Regions from separate parts of the Homo sapiens genome. Here region 2 is linked to region 1. A link is an interaction called in ENCODE POLR2A ChIA-PET data of the cell type or tissue named here. Cell type or tissue: PC-3. All regions are shown on one strand. Each heading gives the region's core, and the rest is flanking DNA. Links, peaks and the distances in the headings are about the cores only. Region 1 overlaps CTNNBL1 (catenin beta like 1). Region 2 overlaps TTI1 (TELO2 interacting protein 1).

Evidence for each region. ChIA-PET counts read pairs that join two places held together with the same protein. Peaks named below come from ENCODE experiments on the same cell type or tissue, not always from the same donor. Only the 100,000 strongest peaks of a DNase experiment are listed, where the experiment ranks them.
Region 2: POLR2A ChIA-PET joins it to region 1 with 15 read pairs; 3 of 35 experiments call an interaction of 5 or more read pairs at or near these places.

The regions. Positions count from the first base shown.
Region 1 is chr20:37,856,474-37,866,901 of GRCh38, forward strand. CTNNBL1 (catenin beta like 1) reads left to right here. Exons shown (of 16, transcript NM_030877.5): 14 at 3,426-3,563; 15 at 3,799-3,871. Among named protein-coding and RNA genes, the nearest start is that of VSTM2L, 41 kb to the right of the region's middle. In PC-3, for the core only: no CTCF peak of the experiment used is centred there; no DNase peak of the experiment used is centred there; H3K27ac peaks cover 494 bases.
Region 2 is chr20:38,016,766-38,027,193 of GRCh38, forward strand. All of the region lies in intron 1 of TTI1 (TELO2 interacting protein 1), which reads right to left. Among named protein-coding and RNA genes, the nearest start is that of TTI1, 11 kb to the right of the region's middle. In PC-3, for the core only: no CTCF peak of the experiment used is centred there; a DNase peak (open chromatin) is centred at 4,796; H3K27ac peaks cover 2,621 bases.

The sequences.
Region 1 (10,428 bases), core at 782-8,781:
GATGATAGAGACTGAGGAGTGGGCGGTACCAACATGAGCAAGGCGAGGAGACCAGGAAGGGAACACAGGCCTGTCTGGGCTGGGCTGGGGTGAGGGGGAGTGAGCAGAGAGTATGGCCAACACAAGTCGTTTCTTGTAGGGCCCTCACACAACGCGAAGACCATACCTCTAAGGTGCTCCATTCTGCTGTCTCTGCCCATCACTCGCCCTGAAACCTTACCCAAAAGTCACTTCTTCCAGGACGCCCTTACATTTCACCCAACCCCAATCAGCACCTATCACTTACAATTTTTTTAACATGTGGGCACACTATACTTACTTTCTGGCCATTTCCTAGAAGTTTGTGACTTCCACCGACCTCTTCAGTGGTTAAAACCAGGGCTTCCCTTACCTCCATTTTCCTTATTTTTCTGCCCTAATTCAGTGCTTAGGGTAGTGTTCTTGCCATTAGGCACTTAGTAGGGCCAGAGTTCTCAACACTGTACCAAGTTACTCATTTCCATATCAAAGATGAATCAGACACGATTCCTATCCCTGGGGAATCCGTTTTCTAGCAACTGGTAATTATGAGCAACTTAACCTCTGTGTGCTTTGGTTTGTAATTCATACAGTGGGATGAATAATCTCTTCTCTGCCCTTTTAAAATTTCGTAGTAACTGCTGAACACTTCAGAGTTCTCGAGCAGGAAGTCATGATTATGAGCAAATGAGAAACTAAAGAGAACGTTCTATTTTTAAACTCGTTGGACATGAGTCCAGTGCTCCATGACTACCTCGTGAACATTAATGCTATTACCAGATTACCAATGAATTTGCTACTAAATGAAGCTAGGAATTAGTGTTAGTGATTTGCCAGGCAGTGCAGGGCCTAGCAGTCTGCAGGCCAAAGAGGGTTCAGGTTTTGTCAGGGGCGCATGCTGCATTTCACACATCCAACACCCCCCAGGCCAAAGCTCTGATAAGTCACAGGAGTCTCCTTTGTAACCCTAGACCTCTCAGACTTGCTGTCCTCATATCCAGTCCTCCCAAGTAGATTCACTCATTTCCACATCAAAGATAGAGGCCTCATAGGAGCCGAGATGAAAAGTAGCCTTGTGTTGCTACAGGCTGGCCCCCTGGGCAAATAAAGAAGTGCATTATCTGTGTCTAAATAGTCTCTGAAGGATTCTCGGTGGAGATTGATGACCATAGTGGTGAGTTCTTTGAATGTGGAAGAGTGGAAAGCAGGATCTCAAGGGCTTCCCATCAGTGACAGGAGCCCAAGTTGTCAGAAGGAACGGTGGCCATAAAGCTACCAACAGAATTATGAAATGGATTGTTGCCATCAGAAGCATGTATTGAGCACGTGCCTTCTTAGGCCCATGGGCTAGTCACGCAGAACAAGTCCCCACACCGAGTTCTCACTCCTGAGAGCTCATAGCCCAAACCAGATGTCTGACTGGATGCAATCGTTCACACCTGTAATCCCATCACTTTGGGAGGCCAAGGCGGGAGGATCACTTGAACCTAGGAGCTCAAAGAACAGCCGAGGCAACATAGTGAGACCCTGTCTCTACACACACAAAAAAGTTTTAATTAGCTGAGTGTGGTGGCATGCACCTGTAGTCCTAGCTATTTGAGAGGCTAAGGTGGGAGGATCACTGGAGCCCAGAAAGTCGAGACTGCAATGAGCTGTCATTATGCCACTGCACTCCAGACTGGATGACAGTAAGACCCTGTCTCAAACAAACAAAACAAAAAAACAGAGATGTCTTTTTTCCTCTCATTGTCTCATTGGCTGCATAGATGTGTACTGAGCTAGGGCCCTACCTTCACAGAGCTCACAGTCCACTCTCATGAAATAAAGGCTGCAGACAGAGATAGCTGGTGGGGACTGAAGTCAGTATGAAGATGATGGGGAGGAGAGGAGGTCATGTTGCAGAGTGGTTTGTCAAGGTGCTCTCAGCAATTTTAGAAAGGAGCAGTTGTTAGCCTTAAAATCAGGAAAGCCTTTGTTATGGACATAGCTGAAAAATGATGTGAACTTGAACCATACCCCGGAATCCCAAGGGGGGAAGGCAGTAGGGCCCTGAGCTGTCTTGGCAGAAGTGTTCACAGTGCCCAGGATGAGGGGCGAGAGGATTGGGGTTGGGGGATGGTAAAGATGTTAAAAATTGATTGCACAACTCAACATATAAAAGCTGTTAGATTGTACACTTTCAGTGGATGAATTGTATAGTATGTGAATTATATCTCAGTAAAGCTGGGTTTTTTGTTTTTGTTTTTGTTTTTTTAAAGGAATCTACTAGGGAGGACTGGATATGAGGACAGCAAGTCTGAGAGGTCTAGGGTTACAAAGGAGACTCCTGTGACTTAATTAGGGCTTTGGCCTGGGGAGTGTTGGACGTGTGAAATGCAGCATGCCCTCTGACAAAACACCTAAGCCAGAGGGCATATGTACGCAAGTTGGGTGCCTGTGCCATTGGTTTCAGAGTTGTGGAGAAAGGGGACCTTTCTCCCCTGTGTTTAACCTGATTTGGAAGGCAGATTTAAGTATACAGATGCTCCTCAGCTTACGATAACATTGCATCCTGATAAACCCACCATAAATTGAAAATATCATGAGTTGAAAATGCGTGGCTGCCAGGCGTGGTGTCTCACACCTGTAATCCTAGCACTTTGGGAGGCCAAGGTCAGGAGTTCAAGACCAGCCTGGCCAACATGGAGAACTCTTGTCTCTACTAAAAATACAAAAATTAGCTGGGCGTGGTGGCACGTGCCTGTAATCCCAGCTACTCAGGAGGCTGAGGCAGGAGAATCGCATGAACCAGGGAGGCGGAGGTTGCAGTGTGCCGAGATCGCGCCTTTGCACTCCAGCCTGGGGGACAAGAGCAAAACTCCATCTCAAAAAAAAAAAAAAAGAAAAGAAAATGCTTGACTGACTGGGACCTGAGGCTCGTTGCCACTACCAGCCTTGCAGGAGAAGTACAGTTTCTACTGCATGCCTGTCACTCTTACCTCATCATAAAGTCGATCCATGGTAGGTCAGGGGCCAACTGTATCTTACAGAGAGATTATTTATGGAGGCCCAAACCAAAGAGTGAAAAATGAGTGGAAGCAGATAAATAGCTTGGATTTGTGTCCCGTCAGCTTGTTTTTTTTTTTTTTAGCTTTTTTTATATGTGGATGAGATCATATTGGCCCTGATTCGTCAGATAGGAAAAAATAGGCTTTAAGCTTGCCTCCTGGGGCCTCTATAGTCCATTAAGAATGAAGAACATGAAAGATACTTTAAAGGGAGATGTAGACAAATCAAAAAGATGAGGTGATTTTCTTTTGCTGTTGTTATAGTTGCTATTGTTGTGTGTATTATGGCCAGACTAGGAGTCCATTCTTTCCTCCCATTCACTGTCCAGCTTTTATTCCTAAACGTTCATTTGTTTCTAGGACATGGTCCGGCGAGGAGAGATCATCGACAATGACACCGAGGAGGAGTTCTACCTCCGGCGCCTGGATGCGGGGCTCTTTGTTCTCCAGCACATCTGCTACATCATGGCCGAGATCTGCAATGCCAATGTCCCCCAGGTAGGAGGGTCTTCCCCTGGATGGGCTTATCCATCCCTGCCTCCTTCCTCGCCAGCTGCTTAGGTGGACTCTCACTCAGGGAAAGAAGGGGGTCACGCTCTCCTTGAATTCCTTTACTCTACATCAGCCTTTTGTTTCAGGGATGGGGTGAAGTATATCATTTCAAGGTGATACATTCTGGTGTGTCAGGACAAATGGTTGTCTTTCTTTCTCTACCCATTTTTTCCCTTATTAGATTCGCCAGAGGGTTCACCAGATCCTAAACATGCGAGGAAGCTCCATCAAAATTGTCAGGCATATCATCAAGGGTGAGTTGGATGCTACTCATGTCTGGGGCTCCAGAGGATTAGATGATGCTTACTTTCTGAGCCTCTGTCAGTATCCCTGGTATTTGATGTGGAGCGTTTTCTGCACTGAAAGCTTAAGTTGTTGTCCATTTCACTGTGTGTCCAGGTCGTCTTTGTCAGAATACGGAAGACTAGCCTTGTTGTTCTCTGCCTCTTACCCTCCAGTTCCAGAACTTACACCCATAAACAAGAGGCACAAAGGCTTGAAACAGTTGTTAAAATTTTTTAAAAAAGCAAAACAAAAAATTCAATTCCAAACTACACATAGTGGAAGGAAATTGCTTTCTTAGGGAAAAAAAGCAAGGAAATGACAAGAAATACAAACGTCCTTTCTTATCCACAGTTTTGCTTTCAGTTACACACAGTCAACTGTCCAGAAATAGATAAGTACAGTACAATAAGATATTTTGAGAGAGGCCACATTCATATAACTTTTTTATAGTATATTGTTATAATTGTTCTGTTTTATTTAGTTATTGTTGTTAATCTCTTACTGTGCCTAATTTATAAATTAACCTTTATCATAGTTGTGTAGTTATCATAGGTGTGTATCTATAGGGAAAAACATAGTGTACATAGGTTTCAGTACTGTGTGCAGTTTCAGGCATCCATCGGGGGTCTTGGAACATCCGTCGGGATGCAGGGGACTACTGTAACTGGAATTCTGTAGTGAATTGAAGCAATGTGGAGTGGTGGAGAGTATGCCTGCCTTCTGGGCCTAGCTCTGCCTCCTCTAGCTGCTAGCCTGTCACAGCTAGGAGAAATTTTGCAAAGGTTACAGGAGGTACTACAGCATCCAGTCTGTACCTGGCACACAGCGGGTGCTCAGTCAGTGTGGGTTTCCCTCCTCCTCACCCACCCCATGGAGTTCCCCAAATGCTGCTGGATCTTTGACTGGACCTGACTCAGCTGGAGAGGCCTCCAGTCGGTGAGCAAGCCCCCAGTTACAAGGCGGGGCCCCTGTTCTGAGCTCTGAATGCAGCCCCACCGTCAGCCACCTAGGCACTAACTGGAGAGCGCTGGCTGGTACGTGTGGCAGTGGAGGCCCATGTGGGAATTTCCAGTACTGACGATGCCGGAGTTCAGGGAGTGTCCAGATGGACTGGGTAACTCTAGACAAATCAGTGTTCACCTCGGGCCCTCATTCTGCCCATTTCTAAGATGAAGGACTAGGCTAGATTTACTCAGAGAGCTTACCTTTCAGTTGCTTTTAGCTCCCATTCCAGGTGGCGGATGAAATGTGAGGATAAACATAGTCTACACAGTGAAGTGAAGCACGGTTAAGAGCGTGGGCTCTAGGGTCAGAGGCTTGTGGATCCAAATCTTGGCTCTGTTGTTTACTCTGTTACCTCAAGCAAGATACCAGTTGCTCTGTGACCTCCTAGAAAGGGCAAGGGGATTGAATGAGGTGACACAAGTTAACAGTGAACGTTAGTGTGAGTGTTACAAAATACCAGGAAGATCATTGTCATTATTATTTTAAGTGAGGCATGGCCAAAATCCTGTGGGAAGCCTTGTGAGAGAGGTGGCATTGAGCTGGTCTGAGAGGCTAGGACAGAGACAGTCCAGAAAGAAACAGCAGTGTGAGTGAAGGCATAGGGGCTGGAAATCTCGTGTCTGCTCAGCCCTCCCCATCAGGGAATGGTAAATCCATTGCACCCATTTTGTAGATGGAGAGTATGAGGCATTGGAATCTGTTGTTTTCTCCTCAGAGAAAAAGAGAGTAAAGGGGTCTGATGGACACAGCCCCACTCATGCCTTCCGGGGTGACACCCTGGGGGCTTCTTCTCATTCTCAGTGTCAGATTCGCGTGAATTACTGCTCAGAGCCTCATTTTGCCTCCTCCCTAAGGTGTAGCTGTGGTGATTTGCAACTCCAGCCTTTAAATGGCATTTACTTCTAATGCCCACATGTTCAATTAGAACTTCTTATTACCCTCAGCTCTACTATCTTGCATTGAGCCTTCTCCCTGCACCTCCATCCTTGTAATCAAAACAGTGATCTTCCAAGAAAGGAAAAGTATTTTTAATGGGTGCTGACATGTAGTAGTAGTAGTTGGATGTTTTTCTTTCTCAAACCCTGCCACACACACCCTAAGTGATTCACAATTTTCCATTGTTGTGAGCCCTAGCCTCTGTCTCCCTCGGATCCTGGTTTATTTCCCTAGTGCCTTTTAAGGTGCTGACCCCATACTGGATACTGAGTGGATGATTGTTGAGTGAGTGCCTGGGCAAGCGAGCAGGTGAGCGAACCAGTGAAGGGTCTGCACAGACGCCATCTTCATTCCCACCCCTCTGTTTTTCTCCCCCACTGCTTTCTGCCCACCCTCACCTCCCCCACCTCCATGCAGACCCTCGCAGCCATCCTTCCAGGCCTGGGCTCAGCCCTTCATTTCTCTCCCCATCACCCTTCATAGCCAGCTCCTTAGTCCATCCCACCTCTTCTGTCTCCGAACTCAACCTTGAATCCATCCACTTCTCTGCATCCATTATTCCCATGATAGCACCCTTTTTCTTTCCATCCGAGCCCTTATCACAACCTATGATTGTTTTTATTTATGTGTTTGTTTACTCCTTTTGTCTGTCTCATACATTAGAATATAAGCTCCATGACGGACATTGTCTGCCTTGTTCACTGTGTCTCCTCAGCACCCAGAGCAATGCCAAGCAAATAATGGGAACCAGTAACAATTTCAGACATTGTGGAATGAAACCCTACCCTTGTATGAATTTAACGTAGCAAACATTGACTGTGACTCTCCTCGGGACTAGCTGGGCACAGTGCTAAGTGCTGTGCTATGGAGGTGTCACACGGCAGCTGCCCTCATGGAGTTTACAGCCTTCCAGGGACATAGAGTATAAATGATTGACCATAATCCAAGCCCAGTGAAATGCACGCTCCAGGAACTACTCAGCTGGCCCTGCTCAGTGCCAGGCTCTGTGTCCAGTCCTAGAGATACTAAAGGAATAAGCGAGATCCCTATCCTTGAGGCGTTCACAGTCTAGGGGGAGAGGCTCAAAACTAATTAGAACGTGCTAAGCACCCGTCAAGTTGTGAACAGTGTGCTGAGGGAGGGAGTGGCACGGAGGCAGTTATGTAAGCAGGGAGGGAGCCACTTCTCCTCCTCAGGACTAGGACTGGTACCCAAACCAGGCAGAGGGAGCAGAGGCCTGGAGGAGGACAGGGCAGGATGCAGTGGCCTTGGGGAGGACTATAGCCCCTTCAAGGGAGGCCAAGAAGAGGTGCAGGAGGCTGTAGTGTTGGGTGGGGTGTGGCTGGGCAGGGCTCCTGAGTTCTCCTAGGTGCACAGTGAGTTTGGGGTACAAGGGGTGACTGCATCCCTTGATTGGCCAGCAGACAGCGGACATTCTCATTAGTCCCTGGGGAATCGTTTGGGAAATTTGAGGTCATCAGTGTGGAGGTGATATTTAGAGCCTGGGAATTAAACGCCATTGCTCAGGTTGAAGAGGCCCCAAACATCACGCTGGCAATTAAAAGAGTTCTCTCTAGATGGAAGGTTGTCATAAAGAGTTCTCAGCCCTCCCGCTGGTGTGCCCCTGTCCTGCCTCACCCACGGCAGGGGAAGCCAGTCTGCAGCAGGGTGTGGAGCCTGTGCAGTGTGGCCTGCCTCTGGGAGCACCCCCTGAACAGGGTGCTGCAAGGACCCTGAGGAGCCCTCACTTGGGTGGAGAGGGTGGTGCTGAGGTTGACAAGGTTGAGACTCCCATGGAGGTGGAAGGGGTGGGAGGCTGGGCTCTTCTGGGACCCCCGTCCAAAAGCCCATCTGGTTCTCCTTTTCATACCACGCCCCCCCCACCCCACCCTTCCTTCAATCAAAAGCCCAAGAAAACAAAGCCTCATAAAGAAAACCAGCTCATCAGTCTGTCCTCTTTGATTTTAATTTTGTTTTTCAGTTTGGGTTGCTTCCTTTTTTTCTTTAACATACTAATTAGATGCAAGCTTTTTTCTTTGATTTTATGGCCTACATATTTCCTAAGTTTTGCTGGCAGGATGACAGCTGATGTATCCCTTGAGGTCTCAGGAAAACGCTGATGAGGCAAGCCCAGCGGGGGACTTTTCCCGTTATTTTTCAGCCCCCACTCTCACAATTTTCTCCCTCCTCTATTGGGGGTGCCAAGAGCGCAGGGAATAATTGATGGCTCATTACAGCCCCTGTCTCTGCACACTGCTTACTCAGTGCTCCCGACGTCCAGCCTTCCCCAGAACCAGCAGCAGCTCTGGCCTGAGGACTGTGGGCCCTCCTAGGGAACCGTGGTCTGAGGACTGAGACGGCCACAAAGAGAAGGGCAGATGGAGCCATGTGCTCCATGAGAACAGCAGCAGACTTACTGCCATTTATTTCTGTGGTGCTCGGCACCCTGACTGGCAGAGAGGAGGAGTCAGTTACTGCTGACTGGGGTGCGTGCTGAGGTGGTGCTGTAGGCTTCTTCTATTCCAGAAATCCAGGACCATGGTAGGTAGAGTAGTCACTTACCGAGCTCCTACCTCCTCTGGGTCAGGCCTTTGGGGTACAGTGTCATTACCTCTGGTCCTCACAACAGGCCTAGAAAGTGGGGTAACAAGGAAACTGAGACTCACTGAGCTTAGTGGGGGTACCTGGGTCTCTGGTGATGTAAACTGGATCCAGACTCAGAAGGAGCTATGCACAGCGGTAAGGAATGTGCCAACTGCTGATTGGCCCATATGCTCCTATGGGCTTTTAGGAGAGAAGAAAAATGCAGGGCACTCACCTTTAGAGAGCACCAATTTGACATCACAGGGTGCTAGGCAGGCTTCTAAGATAAGTGAGACACTCAGGAGACCCTGTCCCCAACAGGCATACGTCCCTCACAAGTGAGGTGACTGACCATAGCGCAAAGCAGAATGGAGCCAGTGCTGGGATGCAGAGGTACAAGGGGAATGAAGACGGCACAGTTAACTCACAGTTAATCCGGCTGGACATGAAAAGGAGCCCAAAGATCCAGGGAAGCTGTACGGAAGGCATGGCTTCTTTTTTATTTTTTATTATTGTAGTAATAATTTATCGTTTTGACTATTACTACCATCACTACCATCTATCCACAGGCCTTTTTTTCATCTTGCAAAACTGGAATTGCCCGTTCCTCCCTCCCCCCAGCCCCTGGCAGCCACTATTCTGCATTCTGTCTCTGTGGCTGCCTGCATGGGAAGGGTTTCCGCAGGCAGCTACGCATGGGCATTGTTGAGCAGTCATCACCTTGGCTGTGGCGTAGGAGCTGTGACCCGAGAATGCTTCGAAATACAAATATTTGTGCCAAGGGTTGCAGTGGAAGCCACTGGCCAGTCTTATCGATGTTTTAGTCTCCTGGTGAAAGTTGTTGGAGGACCACACAGATGCCCAGGAGCAGCCATGGCTACTGCACAGTGGCTGGTTTGCAGAGAAAATCTTAGAGGATTACTGACTCAAAACTCTCTCACTGCTGGGCGAAAAGAATGAGCCAGAAACTTAAATGCTTTTAGAATTTGGCCCATGGCCCTTTGATTTGCGAGTATTCTTTATGGTTTAAAATCTCCTCCTAGTAGCTCATAAACATGTATTTCCATATTGATTTGGGGCTCTTGGTAACCCAATTTGTGTGATTTTAAAGCTGCAGAGGCTGATAGGATTTATCTTTGGATGACATGTTGGCATGTGCGTGGCTTGCGCCTGGTCATGGATACGGTGTCCCACAGGGTATTTGGAGGCAGGAAAGGATCATGGAGAGAGGCCTGTATGTTAGCCCTGTAGCCAGCGGCCTTGACAAGGCTCAGAGGCATCTTAAGGACACCTCAAGAGCTTTTCAGCAAAGATGTCACATTTGCCTTAGGATTGCTGCCCCCGGGCCTCACACCCAGTTCACCCAAGAGGGCTCTCGGGAAGCGCTGCCCGGGGTAGTGTGGTGGTGGTATGCAGGGGTCGGGGGGAACCACTCTTGGAGAACCAACTGTGCTAAGACCATGGAGCCTGCAGTGAGTTGCCCAGGTTCACAAGCAAGCTCTGTCGCTTTCTAGTGTCTGACCTCAGGCAGCTCTTCCCCTCTCCAAGCCATAGCTCCTGCATCTGTAAGATGGGGAGAACCTGTCTCAGAAGGCTGCTGTGAGAATGAGGTGAAGTGCTGTATGTACAGTGCTCGCATGGTGGCTGGCACCTAGAAGAAAGTGCCTGTTACATGTTAGCTGTCTTTATTGTTATAATTAGTGTCCAAGCTCACCCAGGAACAGAGATGCTCAGACCAACATAAATTCTGGATCTCCATGTAACTCTGGGCAAGTTAGTAGGTAACATATTTAAGTCTTGGTTTCCTCCTCTGTAAAAAACACAAAGAAAAAAACACCTAAAATAAATATTGCCTCTCTCAGGAAGCCTCCAAAGTTAAAATGCAGTTGGGTGCCTGGGACCAAGTTACATACTCAGTAAATGGAAGTTCCTTCCTTCCTTGACCTAATCCTTTCGCCTGGAGTTAGCAGCAGCTTGGACTGAGATGCCACCAGGAAAAGCA
Region 2 (10,428 bases), core at 1,017-9,016, 160 kb after region 1:
TTTCACAATGACACTTAAGTAATCTTTCTAAAAGAAAAATCTGATCGCAATTCTCTAGGCTTAATTCTTAAACTGCTCTCCATCCTGCATGAAGGGCAGATACTTCTAGGTAGAAGCTATACCTAAGCATTACCATGGCATACGGGGCCTTTCACCATCAGGCTTCTGCCTGTCTTGCCAACCTCATTTTTCATTATTCTACCACTTTGATCTCTAACCTGCAATCATGTAAAATTTATAAAACTTGCAATTTTCTAAACAGGTGGTGCTAGTTCACATTTGTCTCCTTTTTCCTACCCCTGTACACACCTCTATGACAGTATTTGGCATGCTGTATTATTTGTGTATATGTCTGTTTTACCTAGTTTAGACTAGAGGCTCTGAGAGGGCAGGGCAATCCTATACCTAGAAGCTACAAGAGCATCTGGCACATGGCAAGCCCTCAAAAACATCTGTACAGATTCTGCTTCCAAGTAGGATATAGTATGGTTTGGCAGGCTAATACTCCTGCCAATGACTAGAAAAAGCCAAATAAATTACAAAAATCATTTCTTAAAGCATCCAATACTTGTGGAAGCAACAAGGACTAGATGGACTAACAGACTGAGAATGTTCAGAGGGAATCAACAATCAATAGCTTGTGTGTGTGTGTGTGTGTGTGTGTGTGTGTGCGCGCGCGCCTTTGGTGTGTGCGCACGAGCCTTTGGTGCATGTGTTGATCCTGGACGTGGGCTTGGGATTAGGGTGTGGTTATCATTGGGGAAAGAGAAACCACAATGCTTTCGATGGTCACCTGGGGCTGGACAGACAAAACTGCAATCTTGAGGGACCTCCAAATACCCAACTTCTGGAAGAAGGCTGCTGCTGAAGACAACCCAGTAGAGATTTTGGTATTCTTCAAAGCTGGGGTAACAAAGCTGGAGATTTGATGGACTCGAAATACTTACTTGGTTGGGGTCTTCCTCAAGACATTTAGTCAATTTTGAAATGATGTGAAGTAGTGGTAGGCTAAATAACTAAGCTGAAAACCTTAGGGGCAGAAGTGAACCTCCTAAAGGCTTTCATGTCTAAGGAGACAAATAGCCTATTAGGCTTTCAACTGAAAGCCCTGGAGGACCATACTCTAATAAGGATGAACCAAAGTAAGTTTGGGGCTTACCAGGATTGCAACCCAGCAGTGACCTAGCTCAATCCCTGAAATACGTCAGACTAGACTGAAGTATTTAATTAACAGAAGAAAGGGGCAAACCTTGATGGTGGAAGATATATGCATCCACTATGATTCTTTTATATAATGTTTGGTATATAATAAGTTTTTTAAGCATGTGTGGAGGTAAATGCCCACAGCTAGTAATCAAGAGAAAAAACAGACATTAGAAGCAGACCTATGGATGGCCCAATTACTGAAGTTTAGTAGTCAAGAACTTTGAAATAACCAAGATTAATAAAGTCAAGAAACAGAGGAAAAGACCAAAGTAAATGAAAGGATAAATAATTTTATCACAGAATTGGCTGAAATCTATAAAAAAAATCAAATGGATACTTTAGAACTGAGAACTACAGTATCTATAATTAAGAATTTAATATAAGATATTAACAGTAAATTGGACTTAGCAGGAGACAAGATTAATGATTTGGAAGATAGGTCAATAAAAAATATTCAAACTCAATTAGAAAAATGAATGGTAAACACAGATAAGAACATAAAAGACGTGGAATAAAAGACGTGAATAAATGAGTCTCAGAAGACAGCATAGAGCAGAAGCAATACTAAAATGTTCAAAACAAATGAAAGAGATCAACCCACAGATTTAAGAAACTCAGCAACCCAATTATTTGGCCAATACAAAGAAAAGAACACACAGACATCATAGTCAAACTGCTGAAAAACAAAGAAAAAGAGGAAAACCTTAAAAAGCAGTGAAGCAATAAAAATGACAGCTGACTTCTCAAAAGAAATGACAAAATCCAGGAGTCAATAGAATGCTATCTAAAGAAAATAATTCCCAACTTTGATTTTTTTTTTTTTTAATCTATGGACTAGGGAACCAACTTTGAATTTTACAGCCTATAAAAACAACATCTTTCAATAAAAAGGTAAGGCTGGGCATGGGTGGCTCACACCTATAATCCCAGCACTTTGAGAGGCTGCGGTGGGTGGATCACTTGAGCCCAGGAGTTTGAAACCAACCTAAGCAACATGGCGAAACTCCATCGCTACAAAAAATACAAAAATTACCTAGGTGTGGTGGTGTGCACTAATAGTCCCAGCTGCTAGGGAGGCTCAGTTGGAAGGATCGATTGAGCCTGGGAGGTTGAGGCTGCAATGAGCTGTGATTGTGCCACTGTACTCTAGCCTCGGTGACAGAGTGAGCAGGTCTAAAAAAAAAAAAAAACAAGGGTGAAATTCAGATATTTACAACAAACAAAACCTGAGGGAATTCATTGCTATCAGGGCAACACTAAAAGAAAAAACAATGTAAGAAAATAAACCTAGACAGAAGCATGGAACTATAAGAGGGAATGAAGAAAATGAAATAGGTAAATATAAAAAAATTAACTGTACAAAACAATAACTATTATGTCTTCTGTAGTTTGTGTATATATAAAACTAAAATGCAAGACAAGAATAATTCACAAAAGGTAGGGAGGGGGAAGGAGTTAAGTGTCTAAGAGTCTAGTAGTGTAATGAAGTGATAAAATAATCTGTATTAGACCATAACATGTCAAGATGTTAAATGCATGTTGAAATCTGTAGAGTAAGCTCTAAGATAATTGTAAAAGAATAGCTACCTAACAAGATTACAGGGCAGTAAAAAATGGGATACTATTTTTGATTAATCAAAAAAAGGGCAAAAATGCAAAAAAAAAGAAATAAAACTAGTGAGCCAAATTGAAAACAAAAAGTAAGATGGCAGACAGAAGTCTGAAGTACAACTAAAACAGCGATTACATTTGTGCAGAGTTTCTCAACAGCAGCACTATTGACATTTTGGGTGGGATAATTACTTGTTGGTGGAGGGCTGTCTTGTGCATTGCAGGGCATTTAGCAGCATCCTTGGCCTCTGTATCTTGGCCATCCATCTATCTGCTGCTAGTAGCACCAACCCAGGTGTAACAAACAAAAATGTCTCCAGACATTGCTAGATGTCCTGTCAAGGACAAAAATTGTCCCTGGATTTGGTACCATTGGTAGAGTCAGCATAATCCTAATCAAAATCCCAGTAGGATTTCTGCAGAAATATGATGAGTCTAAAACTGATAGAGAAATGCAAAGGACCCAAAATAGAAAAGACAATCTTCAAAAATAAGAATGCAGTTACAGAACTTACACTAACTGATTTCAAGGTTTACTATAAAGATACAATAATTAAAGGACAGTGTATACTTGGCATAAAGAAAAATGAACAGAACAGAGTTCAGAAATAGACCACACATAGAATAGAGAGTCCAGCTACACACCTGACAAATATGACAGTAAAATGAAGGGGTGAAAAGAATGGCCTTTTCAATTAAAGGTGCTATGTCACTTGGCTACTCATATGAAAAAAAAAAAAAATATATATATATATATATATATATATATATGTATGTATCTTGATTCCATCACATCCTATTTAAATGTGAAATGTAAAACAATAAAGCTTTCCAAAGGAAACAGACAAGAACATCTCTGTGATCCTGGAGTAGGCAAAGATTTCTTAAATAGGACACAAAAAGAAAAAAACTGATAAATTGGACTACCTTAAAATTTAAGAACTTCTCTTCATCAGAAGACACTATTACAGAGTGAAAAGGCAATTCAAAAAGTGACAGAAGATACTTGCTATATATCTGACAAAACACTCATATCTATAATATACAAAAGATTTTTAAAAAATCATTTAAAAAAGGAAAGACAACCTAACAGAAACATGAAAAAGGACCTGAATAGACATATCACAAAAAAGGATAGCCAAATAGCCAATAAACATATGACAAGACTTTAAATATCATTAGTCAGGAAAATGCAATTTAAAACCACAATGAAATATCATTACACATCCATGAGAAGAGCTAAATTTAAAAAAGGGAAAATACTAGGTGCTGGCAAGGATACAAAGCAACTAAAACTCTCATTCAATGCTGGTGGGCGTATAAATCAGTGCAGCTAGTACGGAAAACTCGTTGGCAGTATCTATTATTTCAAAGGTGAATATATATATGCTCTATGATCTAGCAATTCCATTCTTTGATATATACCCAATAGAAATGTACATATAAGCTTATCAAAAGATATATTCTGGAATTTACTATACACAATCACCCTAAAATGAAAACTACCTCAATGCCTATCTGTAGTAGAATGGATAAATAAACTGTAGTACATTCTATGAAATACTATACAGATGAAGATTTACCACAATCAGAGATCTTCAAAAGTCTGGGTTATAGGCTCAGAAATATATAAACCAGCTTTCTCTAAGGAAGACAGCATAACACATTGCTACTTTGGCATAACACATTGCTACTTTGACATGACTATAAAAGGCAATCATATAGCTTTATGGGATGGCCATGAAATCACAGTTGTGTGACAATATGTCAATTACAGAAAGAATTGTTTAGAGATTTAGAGCCTTAGGAATCCTACATTCTATTCCTATAAAATGCAACCCTGATTACTTAGAGTGGTGCTGCACCAAAGTTTGATATTTATAACCAACAGCAACAGGGGCATTCTGGTCCAGAAAGTTATACTGGGATGAGGCATTCAGAACAAACGGATTCTCTGGATGAGTAGACAAAACCACCCAGAGCTCAGAGTGACTGAATAAACATGAATAAACATAAGCATGAGCAAACAGTTCTTGACTGCTAATGGACACCTAATCCCTTTCTAGTTTAGTGGCCCTCCACTGTGGTCCTGGAAAGTAGTTGGCAAGTAGGCACTGGAGAGGTGGGAGATGAGATCTGTGATTGGACAGCATGAATGAACTCACTGCCCCCGGCAAGCCTATTCCCCTCCCCTCTACCTAACTTGTAACAGGGGTGGGCTATAAGTAAGATCCCTGGGCCATGGTGTAAAGGTGGTGAAGACAAATGGAACAATCTGTACAGGAGACGGTGTTATACTTTACAGATACTTAGATCCCAAGGTACTTACTGTATCACACAATCAAGAAGTGAAAAAGGGAGGGGAAAAAGTGCAAAAGGAATTTGGAAACAGAATGAATACGAACAAGGAAGAGGGAGAAGGATCTGTGTTGAGCTGGGGTACTATACACTTTGGGCTATGTGAGAAGGCTGCTCAAGGTGCAAGGCCTGTCACAAGCAAAGGCCAGAAGGGAGAAAAGTCATAGCACCTAATAAAGGCAGAGATGAGACAGAGATGCCATTGTGGCAGGTGAGCCAGGCCTCACACATCCATTCAGATGAAATCATTTGGTCAGGGCCTTTGCACTTGCTGTTCTCTCCCCCATGTCCTCAGGGCTCGCTCCTTTACCACTTTCAGGGCTTTGCTCAAGTGACGCCTTGTCTGATCACCCCTATTAACACTGCTACCCATGCTTACTCCTCATCTCCTTTCCTTGCCTTTAAAATTTTCTTCCTTAGCACTTCACAACAGCTGTCAAACCAGATCATCTACCTGTTTGTTTACTGTTTCTCTCCTTTCACTAGAATACTAGAATCAGTGATTTTTGACTGGTTTCTTAATTGCTTTTGGCACACAGTAGGTATTCAATAAATGCTCATTGAATTAGTGGTCATAATGCAAGATCTGGTTCTGTCATTTGTAGAGTGCTGATATCAGCTATTCCGAATCGGATTCTAGATAAAACCTGCCATGCTCTTCTTCTCTTGGGGTGAGTTTTTCCTACAGGTAGTTGATCTCGTCTACACTGGGAGGGTCCTGCTAGATTCATTCTGATGGGGTAATCATAATTCTAGATTTGGTTGTACTCCAGCCCACTTTTAGACTATTTCCAGAACTGGGACAGAGGGAACATGTATATTTTCTCTCTATACATGCTTTCCCTTCTGAAGAACAAGTCGTAAGATGAAATAGGTACTTGTTCAATAATCCATCTGGTTGCAGTGTTCAGAGTACACTGGAGGACTGATCTGGGTTCTAGCCCTGGCTCTTACAGTACCTGGCTGTGTGATTTCCATGAATTTTATCTTCTTCAATATAAAATAAACTTATGGATAAGAAAATCTCCAAAATTTCCACCTTTGAATAACTAGCCTATGGAAAGAACGACTGGGTTTAGAGCCCAGAGATAGGAGTTCAGATGTAAGAATCGCCAATACAAGTTCTTGAATAGGAGGAAAGCATTTTTCTTTTGTTGTTGAAAAAACCCCCATCATACATCAGGCAATGTGCTAGGTATTTATTGTATTCCTCATCCACAAGCTGAGCAGCACAAGGCTCAGAGAGGTTCAGTGATGTCCACACAGCAAGCAGGTGTCAGACTTGGGATTCATCTCAAGCCCGCCTGACTCCAAAGGCTGTATGTACTCTTTCCACTATACCAGAGGTTCCCAACCTGGCTGTTTATCAGAATCAAGGAGGAACAATTTAACTACAGATTCCTGGGCTCCACACCAGATCTACGGAATCAGAATCAATGTGGTGGGGGAGCAGATATGCTTGGGAATCTACAATTTTAAAACTTTGCAAGGTCAGTCCCATGGCCACTGAGGTGTGGGAACCTTGCACTGTATATATTCTCTATGTGCTTTCCCTTCTGAAGAACAAGTCGTATGATGAAATAGGTTCTTGTTCAATAATCCATCTGGTTGCAGTGTTCAGAGTACACTGGAGGACTACTATCTTGGGTTAAAATGATGAGTTTATTTCTCTTCCCAGCTGAATGGTATAGTGTTACAGCTTTACTTGTGGTTTCCCCAGCATCTGCTGCTGTCTGCCAAGCAGTTCCCACTCACTGTTTGTTTAATAAATAAGTAAAAGAAGCTGGATAAACATTAACCCTTCAGCATATTCTGAAGTTTTGTTGATTGCTACTCATCTTTCCCTCTATCTAGAAATGTTTCCTTAGCATATACTATTTGCCCATACAGTGTGCTAAATTCTTGACAAGGGAAGAGAGATACAATGTTAACCAGAGAGGCTAACACTGTAAGGGAAGTGTACTGCAGAACAGGAAGAACATGCGGAGGAGGGGAATCAAGGAGACTTCCCATACATATTTCCGGAAATTACTCTAGGCTCACATAATGCTTAGTTTACAGCTGTCCCTTATAGAAAATATGTGAAGCTGTGGCTTGTATTACACTAATACTATGTGCCTGTTCCCTCCACTAGACAGGACCTTTTTTGCTAGACAGTACATTTCTAAAAAAGGGATTCTTAACTTAGAAGAGGGTGTACACAGAATATATATACAAATGACCTCCTGCCCTCCCCCGATTTATGACCTGGCACTGGAAACTGGGTAAGTTCTTCAGGTAACTAAAGTATGTTTGCATATTCTACTTATTTATAAATATTAATATAAACAAAAATTCTGTTCACACACACACATGAATACAAATAGAAAACTTAAGCTTCTCGGGAGATGGAGTAGGCATACATTTCCCTATTCTTTTTGTTAAGTATAACTAAAACCCCTGGACATTATATATAAAGCAAATACAAGAAGAAAGCAGACTGGTTAGGGACCCCAGAACCTGGGGAGTGACACAGTGCTGAGTTCCCCAGGTTTTCTTTCTGCCTCATAGACCCAAGCCCTGGAGCTGAAGAAGCTGGCAACCTGGAAGCACCAATGGGCACAGACACAAAAACCCCAACAAAAACCTGCTCTCTCTAGCCAAAGGAGTAGGGGAATGGGCACCCTCGCAAGACAAAAAACTTTTGGACAACAAACGCTCTACTCCAGCCAAACACTACAGAAAATAAGGCGGCCTCCACCCACGGTGGCAAAGGCTGATTGGAGAGCCTAGACTCCCACTCTCATAAGTCTGTAATGAGGCACCCTCAACACTCCTGCAGGGATGGTGTGAAGGAAGACAAAGTAGGAGCAGGCATTCCATCCCCACCAGCCCCAGTGTCAGTGGAGACCACACGGGGAGCCTAAACTTCCACTTCTACTTGGCAGTAATGAGGTAGCATCACAGGACACCTAGTCAGGACTTTCACCACTGCCCAGTGGTAATGATGCCACCTCCACTCCAATGTCAGTGGAGACCAAGTGGGGAGTTGGGACTGCCACACCCACCCAGCAGTACACCTCCACTCAGCAGTAGTGGGGAGACCTTTTTCTTGGGTGTCAATGGAGGCTGAGTGAGGAACTTGGACTTCTACCTCCACCTGGCAGTGATGAGGTACGGACCCCCTTCTCCTACCAGGAATGGTGTCAGAGATTGTTTAGTCTAAACATTAGACTAAACAGCCTAAACAGACAAAACAGCCTCAACAGATGTCTCAGAACATTATACAGAAATGTCCGAATCTCAATATAAAAATCACTCATACCAGGAACCAGGAGGAACTCAGACTGAATGAAAAAAGACAATCGGTATGCCGTGGTGGCTCACACCTGTAACCCGAGCACTTTGGAAGGCTGTGGCTGGTAGATCACCTGAGGTCAGGAGTTCAAGACCAGCCTGGCCAACATGGTGAAACCGTATCTCCACTAAAAATATAGAAATTAGCCAGGTATGGTGGCGCGTGCCTGTAATCCCAGCTACTTGGGAGGCTGAGGCAGGAGAATCACTTGAACCCGGAAGGTGGAGGTTGCAGTGAGCAGAGATTGTGGCATGGCACTCCAGCCTGGGCAACAAGAGCGACACTCCATCTCAAAAAAAAAAAGAAAAAGAAAAAAAGACAATCAACACATGTCAACACCAAGATGACAAAGAGACAAAGATGTCAGAATTATCTGATGAAGACATTAAAACAGTACGATTAAAATGTATCGATAAGCAATTATGAATATACTTCAAACAAATGAAGGAATAGAAAGCCTCGAAAAAGAAAAAGAAGATATAAAGAAACAAGTGAAAATTTTAGAAATGAAAATTTCAGTAACAAAGAAAAACTTCAGTGGATGGGCTCAACAGCAGAATGGAGGGAAGAAAAAAATCTGTGAGCTGGAAGATGGAACAATAGGAATTACCCAATCTGAACAACAGAGAAAAAACTACTGAAAAATATATAAACAGAGCTTCAGGGAACCTGTGGGACCAAGAGGGCAGGCTGAAAAAGTACTCAAAAGAAATAATGGCTGAAAACGCCACAAAGTTGGCAAAGACATAAATCTATATATCAAGAAGCTGAGTGAACCCCAAAGAAATTTATCCCAAGACTCTTCATAATTTAATTTCTGAAAACTAACAACAAAAAATATTGAAAGCATCCAGAGAAAAATTATACCTTGTCTACAGGGAAGAAACAATTTTTTTTTTTGAGACAGAGTATCATTCTGTCACCAAGGCTGGAGTGCAATGGTGCCAAATCCATTCATAGCAACCTCCGCCTGCCAGGTTCAAATGATTCTCCTGCCTCAGCCTCTCAAGTACCTGGGATTACAGGTGGGCACCAGCACTCCCGGCTAATTTTTGTAGTTTTAGTAGAGGTAGATTTCACCATGTTGGCCAGGCTGGTCTCAAACTCCTGGCCTCAAGTGATCCACCCACCTTAGCCTCCCAAAATGCTGGGATTACAGTGTGAGCCACCATGCCCAGAGGGGAGAAAACAATTCTAATGACAATCTCATCAGAAACCATGTAGGCCAGAAAGAAGTTACACAATAATTTTCAGGTGCTGAAACAAACAAACAGTCAACGCAGAACCATATACTCAGCAAAAAATGTGCATCAGGAATGAAGTGGAAATCAAGACTTCTGAGAAGAAGGAAAACAAAGAGAATTTGTCACCAGCCGACTTACTGTAAAAGAATGGCTAAAGAAAGTTCTCTAAACAGAAAGAAAATGATAAGAAATCCTGGAACATTAAGGGGGAAGAAAGAACATGGCATACAAAAATATGTGTAAATGCAACGGGCTTTCCTTATCCTCTTGAGTTTTCAAAACTATGTTTGACAGTTGAAGCAAAAATTGTAATGCCATCTGACATGGTTCTAAATGTATGTAGAGAAAATGTTTAAGACATTTATATGATAAATGGGCAGAGTAAAGAGACATAAAAGGAAATAAAGTTTCTATACTTTGCTAGGTAAAGGTAAGTTATGTACACACAATGTAATACCTAGAGGGACCACTAAAAGGGCTACATACAAAGAGATATACTCAGAAACATCATAGATAAATCACATGGAATTCTAAAAAACATTCAAGTAACCCACAGGAAGGCTACAAAAAGAAAGCAGATAAATGAAAAAGAGAATAAACAGAAAGAAACAAAATATAGTCATCTCTCGGTATTCACCAGGGACTGGTTCCAAGACTTCCATGGATACCAAA